Regions from separate parts of the Homo sapiens genome. Here region 2 is linked to region 1. The links are chromatin loops, found by intact Hi-C in ENCODE. Cell type or tissue: endothelial cell of umbilical vein. All regions are shown on one strand. Each heading gives the region's core, and the rest is flanking DNA. Links, peaks and the distances in the headings are about the cores only.

What was found. A loop is a pair of places that touch in the nucleus more often than their neighbours do. Peaks named below come from ENCODE experiments on the same cell type or tissue, not always from the same donor. Only the 100,000 strongest peaks of a DNase experiment are listed, where the experiment ranks them.
Region 2: a loop joins it to region 1, with 10 times the contacts of the local background. A loop is called at or near these places in 6 of 110 quality-filtered maps.

What each region holds. Positions count from the first base shown.
Region 1 is chr3:113,575,848-113,581,237 of GRCh38, reverse strand. It overlaps SIDT1 (SID1 transmembrane family member 1), which reads right to left. Exons shown (of 25, transcript NM_017699.3): 4 at 4,271-4,316; 5 at 529-630. Among named protein-coding and RNA genes, the nearest start is that of SIDT1-AS1, 13 kb to the left of the region's middle. In endothelial cell of umbilical vein, for the core only: a CTCF peak has its summit at 3,186 (motif pointing right); a DNase peak (open chromatin) is centred at 3,267; H3K27ac peaks cover 381 bases.
Region 2 is chr3:113,133,369-113,138,758 of GRCh38, reverse strand. All of the region lies in intron 1 of NEPRO-AS1 (NEPRO antisense RNA 1), which reads right to left. Among named protein-coding and RNA genes, the nearest start is that of LOLI1, 32 kb to the right of the region's middle. In endothelial cell of umbilical vein, for the core only: a CTCF peak has its summit at 2,483 (motif pointing left); no DNase peak of the experiment used is centred there.

The sequences.
Region 1 (5,390 bases), core at 187-5,186:
AACTAGGCAATTTCCCCCCTTGAACAGTCATGACATAGTCTTCCTAAGACTTGGGGCCTCGTCCTCTAAAGTCAAAGTCATGTTATATTGAAGAGAACTATAAAAATATTGTCTTAAAGTGTATAACACTTTTTTCAATTTTCGTTAACACCTCAGGAGACAGAAAGAACCGAATGTTACAATAAAAATTTAAAAGCAGAACAAATGGTAGGGTTCAATTTTAGCTTTCTCGCGGAGCCCACAACTTGGTCTTCCTGGTTCCTTGTTACAATCCTTCCCTGCTTCCTCCCTCCTTTCCTTCTTTGCTTTGTTGATTTTGGTGAAGAGTTAACTATTCTTTACCACTCCAAATTAGTGTCTGCAAACACAGTCTGCCCACTCGTGCTCACAGATACTGTTCGTATTGTTTAGTAGTTTTGGAAGGGAGATACACAGTAAGAGGATGGCATGCTTCCACCCTTCTCTTTCATTTGTTCTGGAATAATATAATGCTCTATAGTAGAAGGTTGGCAAGTTATCAGCACTCACCATGATATTCTGGACTGAGACAACAGAACATGGATAAGCCATTTCAGACACCACTTTAATGATAACTGAGTCCACGTCTTTGGGAAACTTGTATAGAAAATACTGAGAATAAGAAAAAGAAAGACATGATTTATATTTACATGAATGGGATTGTTTCCTCTACTATTAGGCACAAAATTTATACGTAAATCTCCGTGAATCTCCATTAATGAATTCAGTCAGCTCTTCATCTCATACATATTGAGAAACTAAATCTGCGCAGGGCTCTGTGCCAGGCATTAAGAATATAGCAGTAAATAAGACAAAACAGCCATTTTATGCAATGTTGCTATTCCTTTTTCTAGGGTAAAAGAAATAGTCATTTATTTCTCAACTAAACTTTGCTATACTTTAGTTTGTTTCCTGTTTAAGAAGCATCCTGCCCCCTTTAAATTAAGGGTAAGTGAGATATAACATGTGATAAGATTCACTTCTTTCTGTGTGGTCAATGTGACATACGAAAATTCCATATTGAAAAGCAGATAAGCCTGTTCCTCAATAATTTTAACCACCTTCCCATAGGCAAGAATTAGCACTAGACTCATCCTCCCCCTTGCCCTTTTGATCAAGAAACTTGTTGCTGGCTGGAATATAGTGAGAACATACAGAGATTCAAAGACCAAGCCCCATGTGGAGTCCCCAGAAATACATTCACAATTGCGGGCAGGCTGAGGTATCTTTTAAAAGTGTTTTTCAAGTAACACCAGAATTAGGAAACATTTTTAATTGAAAGAGGTTGTACTATTTACCCATGTAGATTATGAATCCACTGGAAAAATGTATTAACTCTAAGTTGTAAACTTGTCCTTAATGATGAAGAAAGGGGAATTCTGCCAAATAATTATAAAATACGATAACTGATTGAGAAGTTATATTAAGCCTATGATTAAGATTTTGAGAAAAGCAACCGAAACAGGCTCCCAGTGAAGACTCTAATAAATCTATCATGTACAGAGAGGCAAAACAAGTTAAAACTTAACTTTGTATTTCAACATCTTTTCTCCTAACCCTATTTTGAGTACCAGGACAATAAAAATGGAATCCTTTTTAATAATCCAAAGCTTTCTGATGGGGAAAAATTATCTCAGAATTAAAGAGTGTCATTAATGATACAGTTGGAAGTCTATTCACATCTTATAACAGATGGCAATACCCCCAAGAACCCACTTAATTTTGGAGCTTGACTCAAATACATATAATACAGGGCTCTTCAAAAGATGAGGAGCATGGAATTTCCAAGAGTGTTCTTGTTTCCCAGGAAACCCATACTGTGTAACTCAAGAGCATTACTATGATTACTGTTGGCAATAATGAGCCTCATATATGTTCCCATATATGCTAGTAATTGGTTTTGTGCAAGCAGTAAACACCCACTGAAAGTATTAACAACTTTATCTGCAAATTACCATAAACCCCAAATAAATGTTTTTGACCCCTGCCTGACAATCTACCTTTACCAGAAAGAAGCGAACGACAAATACCCAAAGCAGTGGCTGGAATTTAGGCTGAAAAATCACTATCTGGGTCCTGGCTACCTCCCCAGTTTCTGCAACCTGCTTCTAACTCCTGGAATAGAGGCAAACAGTGATTGACACAGGTTATCTGAGAATGTGCAACCGTTTGGGTGAGTTTATAGAAAAAGAAAATATTTCCTGTAATCAAAGAGGATACAAAATATAGGTGAAAATGAGACTAGTTAAGAGTAAAGTAAACCTTTCGTAGATATCAAGGAACTTGTTTTGTTTTATTAGTTTGTTCTAAGTATATTTTACTCCATTTTGGGGTTTAAATACAAATTATTTAAATTTTTTTTTCAGAGATAGGGTCTCACGCTGTCACCCAGGCTAGGGTGCAATGGCACAATCATGTATCACTGTAGTCTTGACCTCCTGGGCTCAAGTGATCCTTCTGCCTCAGCCTCCTGAGAAGTCAAAACTACAGATGCAAGCTACCATACCCGGCTAATTTTTTATTTTTTAGGTTTTTGTAGAGACAGGGTCTTGCTATGTTGCCCAGGCTGGTCTTGAACTCTTGGCCTCAAGCAATACTTCTGCCTCAGCCTCCCAAAGTGTTGGGATTACAGGTGCAAGCCACCACACCTGATCAGTATATCATATTTATTATAGCTCTGTACAGGACTGTTAGACTATACAGTTCCTGTAGTTAGAGTGAAAGTTATTCCTCTTCTTTTTTTTTTTTTTTTTGAGACAGAGTCTCGCTCTGTCGCCCAGGCTGGAGTGCAGTGGCTCAATCTTGGCTCACTGCAAGCTCCGCCTCCCGGGTTCACGCCATTCTCCTGCCTCAGCCTCCCGAGTAGCTGGGACCACAGGCGCCCGCCACCATGCCCGGGTAATTTTTTGTATTTTTTTAGTAGAGACGACGTTTCACCGTGTTAGCCAGGATGGTCTCGATCTCCTGACCTCGTGATCTGCCCGCCTCAGCCTCCCAAAGTGCTGGGATTATAGGCGTGAGCCATCGCGCCCGGCCTATTCCCCTTCTACTTTAGGTTTCTCTCTTTGCACCTAGTAATTAGTGCTTTTAAAATATTTCTTGAAATTAAATAGTCAATAAATATTGAGGGCAGTATATTAAGGGCCTTTGGCCCTCTCCTGCCACTGGGTGGCAGTATACATGCGTTGCAGAGACTTTCACAGACAGGAAGTTTAAAAGTGGATTGGAGTTGGTTCATTCAGGCTTGGGAGAGCTGATTGTGCATTAGTCACTTCCCAGCTGTTCAGTGACATCACAATGGGAGCTTAAAATCAGCCACAGTGGAGGTATTTACACCACAGAAATGGGCAAATGCTACAAATCAGGGCTTTCTCTCTGAGAACCAGTTCTTAACTATTTACCAGCACCGCAGTAGTATATTTACAACAAGTCCATGTTAATCCCAGTTTTACTACTCCAAAGCAAAACCTAAGTAGCTATTTATGACCAAAGCTATATTATGGACTAAAGAAAATGTACAACAAATAAACTTGTTTCGAACATGCTATTATATAGAGTTTTGTCTTCAGAAGCTTATGAAAGAAAAAAGGAAGGTAGCTAGAAATGACACCAGAAAAACAGCCTGACTTAATCCAAGTTTTCATGTATTTATTCTATTTGTGGTTATGGTTTAATGGAGAGCACAACACAAATATCTAATTCTCCTGATGTTTTTTGTCAAAATTCTGGCTCTTTCTTTATGAGAGGAGAAACTAATTTACTACACTTATAACATTGTAAACATTAAAATGTCTTATTTTCGTTGTATTTCCAGGTCAATTAATTATTTGTGTATCTGTTTGGTGTCAGCCTTTTACTACCTATCCCCACTACCACTTCCCAGCTATCAGGTTCATAATGGCAGAAGTTGTGTCTCTCCGTTCTTAACCTTTGTGCCTCCAGCACCAGGTGCAGTCTAACAATGTTCTTGGTGCATAGTGGGCACACGATTTTCTCAGTGAGGATTGAACCAATGAACACCTGAAAACAAATAGCATGCCACCCATTTTATACCAATTAAGGTGATATGATTAAATATTGTGTCCAAAATTCCAGTAACACAAGGAATAAAGTGGAATACAAATATACTTCAAGTTGTGAAAGGTCAAGGGCAACACCACACGCTAACTCTACCAGGGTAACATGGTTTCACTAACAGGCAGGCAACACCAACAGGTAGGATGTTGATAACTCTTGGAACCCCTTCACTTACCTGAGGTTGAGAGGGGCTGGCAGTAAAGTGAAAGGCAACATTTGTCCTGAGAAACGTAAGTGGCAGAAGGGAAAGGGGAAAAGTGAGAGAAAAGCATAAGTTAGTGAGCAAAAATTATTTATTTAAAAGAAAGCCATCTTAAAGTAGACTCAAGGAGAGCTTCACCCTTGGTGAGGGGAGTTCCGGTTCCGTGAAACTGACAAAGTAGACTGCATGGGGACTTGGTGGTTTCAACTCTCAAGAATGACCAAACTGGGAAAGGGGATTATTATTTTTATATCTTTAAATATCCATGAAGCCATATCTATATAAGGTAGTTTATTTACTTTTGTAGCCACTTTTGCCTTGGGACTCTCTTGTGCTTGATTTTACAATCAAGCACAGGGTTTAGGTAACAGAAGTGGGCTGAAAGAGAGGGGAAACCCAGGTTCAAGGTCCTTTTGGATAATGTAGATACATTTCAAAATAATTTTGATAGACCCATGGCAAAATGGGTCACCTTTTACCAAACACAGTGAATAGATAACCACATGGGATGGTGCCTAGGGACAGAAGCAGGCCCTTACTATCCCCTAATAGCTCCCCGATTGCCTGCCACGTTGGCTGAAATTCCCCAAGATTTAGTTCCGTTTAGGTTAGGCATTGCCTTCCAAGACCCTCCTTTAAAACATAAATACCACCAAAAGAATATAATGAGGTTTTTTTCTCTTCAATTGGTAATTTACTGTGAATTACATTATTAGATACTTTCATTCTTCCATGTAAGACAGCAATGATCTAGGCACTGAAGAAAGGAGAGTGTGAAGAGTTAGGAAGCATAAATTGGTAGTATAGAGGGCTGTCTGCTGTGAGCATCTGTGAAACAGTTCAAGTGTTTGTCACAAAGACAAATGTGGTCTTCTCTATAGTTTTATAAGGACTACTTTGGGCTTTTTCTCTTTCTGGCTGTTGCCTCATCATTAGCCATGAAGATCATGCACACAAGTCCACAGCAGTCTCAGATCCCCAGGCTGCTGAAACGCTGCACCTGGGAGTGCGTGCCCCTGCCCCTCCAATGTGCCCTGCATTTCTGGGCATCTGAACTTGAACTTCTGGGATTTCTCATCAGCTCCACCCCCTG
Region 2 (5,390 bases), core at 195-5,194, 440 kb after region 1:
ATTTGCTTGGCTGGAGTAAGCATTTTACCGTGTATAGTTATATAAAAATATCATGTTGTACACCTTAAATATATACAATTTAAAAAGCCAAACAAAATACAAAATCAGCAACTCTTCTTAGATCTGTCAGAGAAGTGAGGCCACAGGGCAATCACTGGCCCCAAAATTGGAGAGACAGACAGGTGGATACAGAGCATCCTATGGCATATCCCAAGTGATCACATTTTAACACAAAGAAAAACACCAAGAAATTCCAAAATGTAAAAATAGTGCAGAAGGCATTTTCTGTTCATGATGTAATATAGCCCGATCTTAATAATAAAACAAAATAATAAAACAACAAGATATTCTAATATCTGGGAAAAAAACCCCAAAACTCTTTTTAAAGCAACTCTTGGATCATAAAGAAAATCAAAATCAAACCTAATATTCAGAAAATAAGAAAATGTTTAAATTTAAAATAAAAATATGTTTTAAGGAAAGATAGAAGATAGAAGCTATGAAGCTATATGAAAAAGAAAGCAAGGAAATGAAAAAGAATTCAGCATGATCTTTATCTCTGGTGGTTGGAGGAGTAGTATGGACAGAAGCAGAGGGAGGGAATGGGAGGGGCAATATAGGTAGATGGAGTTTATTGTCAAGACGCATTGGGTGATGGGCCCATATTTTAAAAATTATGTTAAAAAATGGAAGAACTAAACAAAAGATGGCTATGCATTTACCAATGATGAGAGTGTAACATAAATTAAGGATGATGATTAATCCAATTCTGTGCCAAAAACTAATTTAGAAATAACTATATACTAGAACCTAAGGAGTGCAATTTAAAGCAGTGCTCAGAGGAAAATTCATAGTCTTCCATATGTAGAATAATAAAAAGACTGATAATGAAAGAAGTAACATCTGACTCAAAGAATTAATAAAAAGAACTGAATGATAATAATAAACCTAAAGAAAGTAGAAACTAAAAGCAGAAATTATTTAACTAATAACAAACAAAGTGGTATGTGTAGTGGTCAGATTGAAATAAATTATGGACTATCTGTACAGTGCAATACTCTGTGGCTATGAAAAAGGGAAGAGAAAGCTCTCTCTGGATTGATAGGGAATAATTGCCAAGCTATGTATAATAGCTAAGTAAAAAAAAAAAGCAAGGTGCTTTTGTGTAACGTATGCTATCATTTGTCCTTTGTGTAAGAATCAGGAAAGATAAAGAATATCCACACACACACACACACACACACACACACATATATATGCACATATGCACTTATATATGTGCATGTGTGTATATATACATATATACACATATATATGTATATATATATACACACACCCCTGCACATATATGTAATTGCTGGTATATGCATCTCTCTGGAAATATTCATCAGAAACTTGAAGCATTGGTTGCTACTGGCTAGAAGAAAGAGTAGAAGGGACATTTTTTACTACCCTTTTGCACATTTCAAATTTTGAATCACATGAATGTGCATACTTATTTAAAAATTAAGTTAAATAATTGGCAAGTAAATTATTTCTAGTTTTTAGAAATATGGAACTGAACAAGCCTTTAAATTTAAGATCATAAAATATAGCAAGAAATAGTTTTATTTTTCTAAATAACATTTTTATTTTCTACGTATATATTTTTCTAAATTATGTATTCCAAGTCCAGTTATGAGAGAGAGATTGTGGGAAATGAAAGGAGTGATAAACCACAGGAAAAGAGAGGGACCATGGGAAATGAGACTAAGAGTTAGACGGGAGCCCAGGAACCTATGCCGAAAGAGAGGAGCCAGACAATCAGGGAAGTTTGGTGAAACAGAAAGAAGTACAGGCATTCTACAAGTTCTAGGATCAGGACAGTCGGGTAAAATGTTCTTGCAACAATGCCTTCCATCTGGGACACGAGCTTTAGAGCAAACTATCCTGTTACAATAGTCTTTGAAATCATGTGAGAATAAAATGTTTATTTTTTCCATTGAAACCTAAGGGTTTTCTCATATGTGAAAAGAATTAACAAAGGTTTAAGAGAGTCAGTTAGGAACCTAGTATGTCTTTGACATTCAAAAGTGGTCGAATTGCTTCGTCTTTGTTCACAAGAGAATATGCGTTCCACTATTAAATGTCAGGCAGCTGTATTTGAAAATAGTGTTTATTTCACCTTTTAAAAGCCTCCCTTGACCACAAATAAGTCTAACTCATGAGGCTATAAATAATGTTTTATTTTTCCAATTTTTCAATTAAAAATATCAAACTCCTGGAGGAGCCACCCTTAGAAAATGAAGCACAATATCAGCTTAATAAAAGAAAAATTTATGTTTCTGGTTACAATATCTTGGCTTGAATAATTTCATCTCAGAATGCAAATGTAAGATAGAGTGAAGTTAAGTTGGGACCCAATCAAGTTTTGAAGATTCCCATTTCTGGCGTATAAAATAATGCAAGTTTAACGTTTTGGGAGACACCATTACCTCTGTTGCCACCTGCTGGTAAACATATGTCTCATTTAATTCAGTTAATGGCTCACCCCGATTAAACACATTTTGGATCTTGGAGATAGATTTGCAGCAAAATAACTTCTGCTGCTTCAGAAGTGGTCACTGGTTTACGGATGCAGTGGCTGATGCATCACAGGGACTGGCTGTGCTGAGCTATGTCCCTTAGTACGTAGGACAGCCGAAGACAGCTTGCACTGGTATGTGGATTTAGACAGGCCTTCCTCTGGCAGGGCCTCCTGCTCTCCCAATTCTTTAAGTTTGTCTATTCTCATGTCCATCAAAACATAGGATTCTTCTCCTTAAGGAGATCAGTTTTTAAAAACACTGAATGATTCTGAGTCTTAATTTAAAAAATTTTAATCAAAGGCTTTTGACCCTCCAAATGAACATGGACCACACACATATATATACTCATGCATACAGTTGCTTCATTTTGGTTCTGAGGTTGAAGTCAACACTGATGAACAGAGATGCTTTTATTTATTCTGCATGCAGCCTTTCTCTTCCTTCTCCCACTCATATGCTTTATTCTTCTGCTCTTTCAAAACCTGCATTCCATGCTCAATACTTGTGCATTTAGCTGCAACACAAACACTCATAACTCACAGTGTGGCTAATGTTTACACATTTTCTTATAAACATAAGGAGCCTACTTTATCTGGAACCCTCACTTTATCTGGAATTTTAATAAGCAGAAGGAAAAAATATGACCATTTTCCTTCTATGGTACCACTTCATGATGCTAATTGGTCATTATGTTCCCCCAAAATACTGTAAGATTCTGATGTGGTTTTGTTACCCATTTACTTATTTAAGAATAGTTGGGTGGTTGGTTTCAAGTTTTTGGTGATTCTGACTAGAGCTGCTATAAACATGCATGTACAGGTTTTTGTGTGAGCATAAGCTTTCATTTCTCTACAGTAAAAACCTGAGGGATGGGATTATTGGGTCATTGTGTATGTTTAACGTTTTAAGGAATTGCCAAGCCATTGTCCAGAGTCGCTTTACTACTTTGCATTCACATGTGCAATGCATGAGATTTCCAGTTGCTCCGCATCCTTGTCAGCACTTGGTATTGTCAGTATTTTTAATTTTATATATAATGGTAACACATTGTAGTTTTAACGGACATTTCCCTAATAATGAATAATTGTTGAAAACTTTTTGTGTACTTACTATCATCTAGCTATCCTTTTATGTTAAGTGCCTGTTTAATTACCCATTTTTTTACATTGGTTTATTTGTTTTCTGTTGCGTTTTGAGAGTTCTGATATATTCTGGTTATGTCTTTTGGTAATGTAGTTCTTGAATCATCAAAAAATGTATGAATATTTAAAGTTTTTTATTGTAAAGTTTTTAATTATATTTACTTCTTGGTGATTTACATATGCAAGCCACATAAGTCTATTAATTAAACTTTTCCATCACCCAGAACTGTGTGTATTTTGAATGATTGGGTGCTTTTTAAGGAGGCCCAGAGGGAAAGCTGGTAAGCTGCCCCAATCAGAGTCTGGAAAGAGCCATTTGGTGGATTCACAAAGGCAAGTCCAGGGTTTTTAGTCTTTAACTTGAAGATTCAAAAATGTGACTTGGTTGAGCCAGGCATGGTGGCTCATGTCTGTAATCCCAGAATTTTGGGAGGATGAGATGGGAATATTGCTAGAGCCCAGGAGTTTGAGACCAGCCTGGGCAACATAGTGACTCCCTGTCTCTTAAAAAAAAAAAAAAGAAAAAAGAAATGTAACTTAGCCAGTGTCCCAAGAGCTGATCCCATTTGAGGACGCTTATTCATGCTAGCAAGGCTCTCAAGAGACCAAAGTGCAAGACCAGGGTAGCAGCTAATGCACTAAGGGGGCCTCTTATGTCTTCTCCTATAGCTCCATCTGATATTCACAAGGTTCCTTGAGGAGCTTGGAGTTGGAATAAAGGGGATTTAGCTGTATCAATGGTTGTGACAGAATTTTTACTAGGTCATGGTGAAAAAAATAAGCATAATTTAACTTTTCTTAATGGATTCAACTTAAAGGGCTACCCTTTATTTAGAGATTGTATCCTTTCTACAACTTTGGCAAATTCCATATGAATTTATTTTCTTAGGGTGTATTGATGACTTACTGGCCTAGAAACAATTCTGAAAGTAAAGAGCCATTTTATGTTATAATTTCAGTCCTATCACCTGGATTTCTGAGACCTTGGGAGCTACCTCCCTCCCACTTCCTCATCTATATGTGTGTAAGTCAACTGAACTTGGCATTCAAGGCCCTATACAATCTGACTCTTAGCTTCCAATTTTATTTCAATTCACCTTACCATGAGAATCCTCTCCAGGTAAACCAGTCTTCTTGAAACTCCCAATATGCTGTGCCTTTTCTTGCCACTGGATATTTGCTGTATGATTTCTAGCACACCACTCCCTCCTCCACTGATCTTCTTTGATGTCTTTTAAGCCCGAAGTGAACACATACTCCTCTGGGTTCTTATAGCACCTGTCTTCGGTACCATTCCCAAAGCATTTATCCCACAATATCTTTCATTGTGGGTGACTCATGTGTGCTTTAATGAATGATCAGATAGTGCCCCCACTGGATGGAAAGCTTCTGAAGGGGGAGAAATAAAGGCCCACTTTTTTAGAAATCTCAGCATGTCTCCCAGCAAATAGCACAGTGCTTCTCACAGCAGGTGCTCAATAAGTGTCTGTTAAAGGAATGAATGAAGACATAAATGTACGAGAAACAGTATATTTAAATTCTTGCAACAGAATTCCTCTTTTCACCCATGGTTACCTATGTATTTTGATACTTGAACACATTCTTATACACACATCCTATATAAATATACAAACCGAGGGCTCCCTTGGGCTATCTCCTCAGACGTGTGAGTCTGTGAGTG